Regions from separate parts of the Mus musculus genome. Here region 1 is linked to region 2. A link is a contact called in ENCODE Hi-C or POLR2A ChIA-PET data. All regions are on one chromosome and are shown on one strand. Each heading gives the region's core, a stretch centred on a gene start or an enhancer-like site at or near the end of the contact. The rest is flanking DNA. Distances are from core to core; before and after follow the strand shown. Region 1 holds the start of Prr14 (proline rich 14). Region 2 holds the start of Maz (MYC-associated zinc finger protein (purine-binding transcription factor)).

Region 1 (3,258 bases), core at 92-2,591, 450 kb after region 2:
GAGCAGGCTCTCCAGCATTAGGATCGACTGCTTATCTCTTATTCCAAAAGACTACCTGACACCCTGCAGAGGACAGGCTCCTCTTCCAAGAGTTACTTCTGCCAGCCCAGAACAGGAAGGACAATGAACCGGCTCCACCAAGCAACCCCAGGTTGGTTATATTAGTCGCCTTCTGAGTGGCCTGCAGACACTACCTAGGAAGAAAGGAGGGGGGGGGGGGAGGAGAGAGAGAAATGCTAGTGAATGAAGCTCACCGCACCCAGCCTTCTCCCCACTTAGGCTGTTCCTGGTCTCTCCAGAAACTGAATTGGAAGCTAGAGGCCACATCAGGCCTACTCTTTAACTTGGGATCTTCAGGTTTTCCGTCCCGCCGTCCCGACTTCCGGAACTTCAATCCTAAGGAACTTAAACCTAAGAAAATGGGAAATTCCCAAATCCTTAACATTTAATCGATATTCACCGGCGTTAAGAACAAGAAAAATTACGTTAGGTGGAGAAACTTTAGCTTTCCTACACTTGTCCAAATATAACAAGAAACGTGATATAGTAGTTGGTCGCTGACCAGCCTTTGAAAAATGACGCTTTTCGGTCGACTAGTGCTAAAATCAGACTGCCCTCAATTAAAATGGCGGTGCAGGCACAATTGAGCTTCTTTGCCCCTACGTATTATGGCGGGCAGGAGATTTCACGCAGTTTCTCCTAACCCCGGAAGACCGGAACCGGCAATTGGGCGGTGCTTAAGACACACAGAAGAAGGCCTCTGACGGTTGGACAGCGCTGCATAAGGCAGGCTTTAAAGAAGCCGGAGGTGGGAGCTGTTTGAAACCCGGATCCTTGGAAAGCTGCGGTGAGAGGCGTAGGGGAGGGGTGGGAGTGGGGGGGACCGGGCTGGAGAGAGGGCCGGGAGGCGGGGGGAGAAGAAAACGTTTGAGCCAACTGGTCCGGGGCGCCCGAGAACGCGGGGCGGGGATCCAAGTAGGGCGGGGGCTTGGGGTGGGATGTTACCGGTGGGCTGGACCTTCTGGGATTGGAGTGAATGGTCTACCGGTTGGTTTGACAGTTTATAACCCAGAATCCGGACTGAGTTCAGTGATGAGTTTAGGCCTCCCCCAAGGGGAACTTCGTTAAGCTGAAGCTCTCAGTGGGAGGAGGCAAGTTGCGCGGCTTCTGATTGGAAGAACCGCGCAGTAGGATTCTTTCCACAGAGATCCAATTTAGGCGATCTGGTAGGAGGGAGGGCTGTTACTAAGTGGAGTAATTCTTTTGGAGCTCTTGCTTGGTGGGGCGAGGACCACAGAGGAATCTAGCGGAAACGGAAGCCTCTCGGGACCGGGATCCCACCGGATCCCAGAGAACCTCAGGGAGGCATCTAACAGGGACAAAGGTCCCAGGAGGCTCGAGCGGTGGGAGAGCTGTAACCTCCGCAATCCAGTCTCGCGGCAGGTGCCAGGCAGGGCCCGAGTGATCAAGGCGGCTGCAGCGGGAAGACCCGGCTCCGAGAGGCCGGCCGGGGGCGCCCTTTGGAGGAAGGGCCTGTGCCCTACCGGGAGCCGCAGGCGGACTATGAAGGGCGGAGTCCCGGGGGAGGAACTGGCCCTCATTCCCCACTCCCCCGCTCCCCAATTTACCCCAGGCCTCAGCCTGGGATACCCCAGGGACTCCCCGGAACCGCCGCTTCCCCCATGGACTTGCCTGGGAACTCCAGGTGAGAGCGTACCCCGCCCGCCTGACTTGAGCTCGGGAGACGGGGATGCTGACGGCTGCACCCGACTACAACAGAGGCAACAACAGGTTCAGGCAACTGTCTTCTACTTTCACCCTCCAGCCCTTTTACACAGCCAAGCCTGTGCCGTCAGCCTCTATCTCGAGCATCATGGGAAGCCAGGAGCCCGAAAAGACCGAGGCTGCAGCCTTTGGGGACCCCTTCATCCCTAGAAAAGGCCTCTCGGAGGGTCCTTGCCGTGGTGTTGGAAGATGTCATGACTACAAACAGGGTGAGCCCTTTAAGTGAAAGACCACTCCCTCTTCCCTATCCTCCATCCCCGCCCTGGCTTAGTACTAAAGTCAGACCAGTTCCACTAAGCCAGCCTTCAAAGCAGCCTCCATAATGCAAGACCATATGGTTTTGGGTAATTCATGTGCCTGTCCAGTCACCCACTCACCCAACCACATCCTACTAAGTATGAAAAACTCTTCTGACTGCCCTGTTATCGCTATCCTTTGCTACTTGGTGGGTTCTTCCATCCTCCCAACCCCCTAACACTAGTTAAGAAAGAAAAAGAATAGAGAGGAAAGAGATCTCCGAATAAAGGCAAGGGAGGGAATGGGGCGATGGTAGGCTACTTTCTGCTGATTAGGGGTGTCGAGTTCCTTGGGGCAGGTTTGATCTTCGCCATCAGGATATCTACTTTCTTCTTGTGAATAATAACAAACATCCAATCAATAACCAACCCATTCCTTGGGGGCCTTAACATGAAAAGTCCCCAGAATTCCAAAAGTCATACAATTGCAGAACCTGTCTGTAGCTGGCAAAATTATGCCCCTGCTGGAGGCAAATCTTAGTAAGTTGCTATGGACAATCTAAAGCAGTCCCATATCCCACACCTGGGAGTAAAACAAAAACATGATATTTTCGTGCTTTTTAAAAAAGAAACCAAAGCCGGGCAGTGGTGGTGCAAGCCTTTAATCCCAGCACTTGGGAGGCAGAGGCAGGCAGATCTCTGAGTTCGAGGCCAGCCTGGTCTACAGAGTGAGTTCCAGGACAGCCAGAGCTACACAGAGAATCCCTGTCTCAGAAAACAAACAAACAACCCCCCCCCAAAAAAAAAACCCAAAAAAAGAAAGAAAGAAAAAAAAAACCCAAAAATCCAAAATTGTCACTTCTCTGTTCTCTTGTTCGGAAGCATGCTGGTAGTGTCTTTGGCCACAAGGCAGACATGAGAAAAATGGTACTGTCTTTTACCATTTTTCTATTTCTCTAGAACCTGGGTAAGAAGAAGAGATTACATCATTTCACGCCTGTAGTTCCTGACTAATAATATCTCACCCCTAATTTAGACCAAATCACCTCTTTTAGGGATTTTCGTGGAGTCCAGCTGAAAATCTCTTTCACCTCTGTGGCTAAGGACACAGTGAGACACAGAAGACCCTGTCCAGTCACTCTATTTCTCTGGGTTTTGTTTTGTCTTACTGAGACAGCGTCTCACCTTTTAGACCAGGCTGGCCTGGAACTCTGAGCAGTCTTCTGTGTTAGCCTCA
Region 2 (3,409 bases), core at 391-2,890:
TCATGAAAACCAGGACAGGAGGAAGCTGGCTTCCTACCTCACATTTGAAGGGCCGCTCTGTTGAGTGCACTTGTCTGACGTGACTGTTGAGGTGATCCGGCCTAGGGATATGTTGAGGTGGGAGGGGGTGTGTGTTAGGGCTTAGGCTCCAAGGTAAGGTGTGCCTCAAATCTACCTAGGTTCCTCCAAAATGCCTCTGCAAAGGTCCCAGCGTTTCCCCCTCAGCTTCAGTCCTCAGGCAGGAAAGCCCTCAAACCAAGATTCCTCTTCTGCCCAGAGGCTGCTTTCCTTCAGCCCAGAGACCCACCTCTTCTAAAGTACCACCCCCTGTTCCTAGCAACTTCCCTCCTCCCTGGGAGTGGTTCCTGTCCCCAGGAACGGGAGCCGCCTCCCCACCAGCCAAAGACAGGCCACCTTGTTGCCCTCCCCCCCACCGGCCTAGTGGGCAGCGAGGCCCCTGCACACCGGGAGAAGCTCTTGCCACAGTGGGAGCAGTTGTAGGGCTTGTGCACAGCGCCGTCATGTGAGCGCACGTGGTAACTCATGCGGTCCTTGCGCTTGAAGCGCTGCTGGCACACAGGGCACTGGTAGGGCTTCTCGTCCGAATGCGACAGCTTATGTCGGTTCAGGTGGTAGACGTCGCGGAAGGCCTTGCCGCACATCTCGCAGGCGTGATTCTTCCGGATGCGCTTCCCAGAGGCAGTCGTGGTCACAACGCCACCGGCCGCCACCGCGGCTGTGCCGCCGCCAGCCCCGGCTTCTCCCCCACCCCCGCTGGCCCCGCTCAGCTGGGGGACACTCAAGAGGCTCAGGGGCACCATGGTGGGCATCTTCATAGCACCCGAAGGGACCCGGCCAGCCTTGGCTCCCGTGTGGATGGCTTCGTGCCTTCGGAGGTTGTAGCCGTTCTTGAACTCCTTGGCGCACAGGGCGCAAATGTAGGGCCCCTTGCTCTTTGTCTTCTTCTCCAAGACAGATGCAACTGGGGCCACGGCGACCGTCGAGGTTGGGGCGACGACAGCGGTGGCAGCCGCTGCTGCGATAGTGGCGGCCGCGGCGGGGGGCGCGGCCTCGGCGGCTGGTGCGGAGACGGCAGGGGGTGGCGGAGGAGGCGCCGGAGGCTGCTTCAGGGCCGCTGTGTCCACTGTGGAGGCGGCGGCAGGGGCCGGGGGTGCAGTAACCACTGCAGCGGCAGCCGCCGCAGCAGCCGCCGCCGCCGCGGCTGATTCCTGCGCGGCGGCGAGAACCGGGAGCAAGTCCACTTGGAGGGGCTCGGCCGCCGGGGCCTGGGGCGTGGGTGGGGGCGCCGGCGCGGCCTGCGGAGACAAGGCGCCGTGTGGGCCGCGGTCGCTGGTCGGCGCCTGCCCGCCCGGCCCGGCCCCTACTCACCTGGAATGGACTCTGGGCGCAGCCCTGGGAGGCAAAGAAGCGGGACTGGAGCTCAGCCCCGACCTGCAGGGGGTTCTGGGCGTGACCCTGAGGTGGCGGGAAGGAGTTCATGAGGCCGCCCACCCCCCGGGAGTCCAGGCCCAGCACGGGGAAGGGGGGGGCCAGCAGCGTGCAAGGGAACACGGGGAACATGGCCTCGGCCACAGTGGGGGCCCCCGGAGCTCAGCGGGAGCCGGGGGCACGGGCCGCGCGGGGCCCGGGCTCGGGGCGCCGCCCCCGGCCGGCCGGGTTGGGCCGAGCCGAACGCATGGCCCGAGGGCCGCCCCGCCGCCCGCGCACCCCGGCCGGCGGGAGGGAGGGAAGGAGGGCGTCTTGTGGGGCGCGGAGCGCGGCGGCGGCGGCGACGCCCCCTGGGTGGGGGCGAGAGGCCCCGCGGGGCCGAGGGCCGGGGCCGGGGGCGGGGGGCCCGGGCGGCGGCGGCGGCGGTGGTGGCGGCGGTTGGAGCCTGGCGGGGCGGGGTGGGGGGAGCGAGGGAGCAGCTTCGGCCCCCGCCGCGCGCGCGCGCCCAGCCGGCGCCTCGGGGAGGGCGGGGGAGGGCGCGAGGGAGGGAGGGGGACAGCTGCGCGCGCACCGGGCGCGCGGAGGGGGTGTGGGACAGGAGGGAGGGCGGGCAGGAGGGGGTGTGGGAGGGGGGGCAGGGGCGGGGGGGGCGGGGGTTGTTACCTGGAAGATGAAGCTGCTCCAGTTGCTGGGATCCATGGCGGAGGGAGGAGGGAGGTGGCTCGCGCTCACCCTGGGGCGGGAGGAGGCAGCTGTGGGGGAGGGGGACCCAAGGAGGAGGCGCGCAAGGAGGGAGGGGGGAGGAGGGTGGGGGAGCGGCGCACACTGCGCGCCGGAGGGCGGGCGGGGGGCGCGAGGACACACAAGAGGCTGGAGCGGGCGCGAGCGCGAGTGCGCGCGGGGCCAGCGGGAGGGGGAGGGACAGGAGGGACTCTAGAGGGCGGAGGGACTGGGGAGCCACCCAGCAGCCCCGGTCGCCCCGAGCGCGAGACCCCCAAGACGGTTGCTGATTGGCTGGCGATGGTGCAGGTGGTGGGCGCGCGGGAGACTAGGCGGCTTCTCTTCCCCCACTTGAACGATTCCACCCCCCACTTCCCTCCGCCAGCGGCCGTTATTTCGCGCGCACGCGCACATAACAGGGACGTCGTTGCTGAGCGGGAGAGTGGGGAGCGCGCCGAGGGAGTTACAGCGGGGCGGGGCTAGCTTGGAGCGCGTGCCCGCTTAACGGTCGGTCGCTGTGCTTAAGCTTTCGCGTCAGCTTTTTGATTCTTCTAGGCCACCGTCCCCTCCCCATTCCAGTGGTTTATTTACAATCTTGGCCTAGTTTGGGGGTTTCCCAAAGATGGCGCCTACATGGGTGTCCTGCAGAGCTTGATCCTGACCCCCAGGGTAGTTATGGACTCTGACCCCAGCCCTGTCATCCTCAAAAACCAGGCTCAACCATGGAATAAAAACTGTATTTACACAACACGTCACTATACAAGGATTTTTAAAAGAAGGTAGTGTCAAGAGGGACCGCTGTGCTGGCTGGCGGCCAAGCTCAAGAGATTCGCCTGTAAAGAAGAGGAACGTGCGTTAGCATAGCAGCCTAAGGTGGGCTGCGGTGGGGGAACACCATGCAGAAAGGGCAAAGGTGGCCTTACCTTCAGGAAAGACTCCACCTGCTTCCCAGAGATGCCTTCCACCTGTTCCAAGTCCTCCACCTAGTGGGACAGCAACACTAGGAAGGGAGTGGACACAGCACGGGGACCCCCCCACTGCACCTGTCCCCAGGGTTGTTACCTCACTGAAGGGGCCGTGGAGCTCCCTCCAGCCCACGATGAGCTGGGCTTTCTTCTGGCCAATGCGCTGCAGGCTGCGCAGTTCCCGAGCTGAGCCTTCATTCAGCAGATCCAATAATTTTTTGCGCCCATGTGCCAGTAACTCTGGGCTAATCTGTACCTCCCAGTAGTCCTCATCC

What was found. Hi-C counts contacts between places; a loop is a spot of excess contacts on that map. ChIA-PET counts read pairs that join two places held with the same protein, here RNA polymerase II (POLR2A).
Region 1: a map of heart shows a loop between it and region 2 (2.4-fold over the local background). The contact joins the promoter of Prr14 here to the promoter of Maz in region 2. A Hi-C loop is called at or near these places in 1 of 37 maps with a recorded cell type or tissue (heart). POLR2A ChIA-PET finds 5 or more read pairs at or near these places in 1 of 5 experiments (embryonic stem cell).

What each region holds. Positions count from the first base shown.
Region 1 is chr7:127,470,273-127,473,530 of GRCm38, forward strand. It overlaps Prr14 (proline rich 14), which reads left to right and starts at 1,342. Exons shown (of 11, transcript NM_145589.2): 1 at 1,342-1,705; 2 at 1,826-1,994. The coding sequence starts at 1,683.
Region 2 is chr7:127,024,839-127,028,247 of GRCm38, forward strand. Maz (MYC-associated zinc finger protein (purine-binding transcription factor)) reads right to left here and starts at 1,641. Exons shown (of 5, transcript NM_010772.1): 1 at 1,390-1,641; 2 at 466-1,316; 3 at 38-101. The coding sequence starts at 1,581. Kif22 (kinesin family member 22) reads right to left here. Exons shown (of 14, transcript NM_145588.1): 12 at 3,232-3,409; 13 at 3,093-3,152; 14 at 2,893-3,002. The coding sequence ends at 2,955.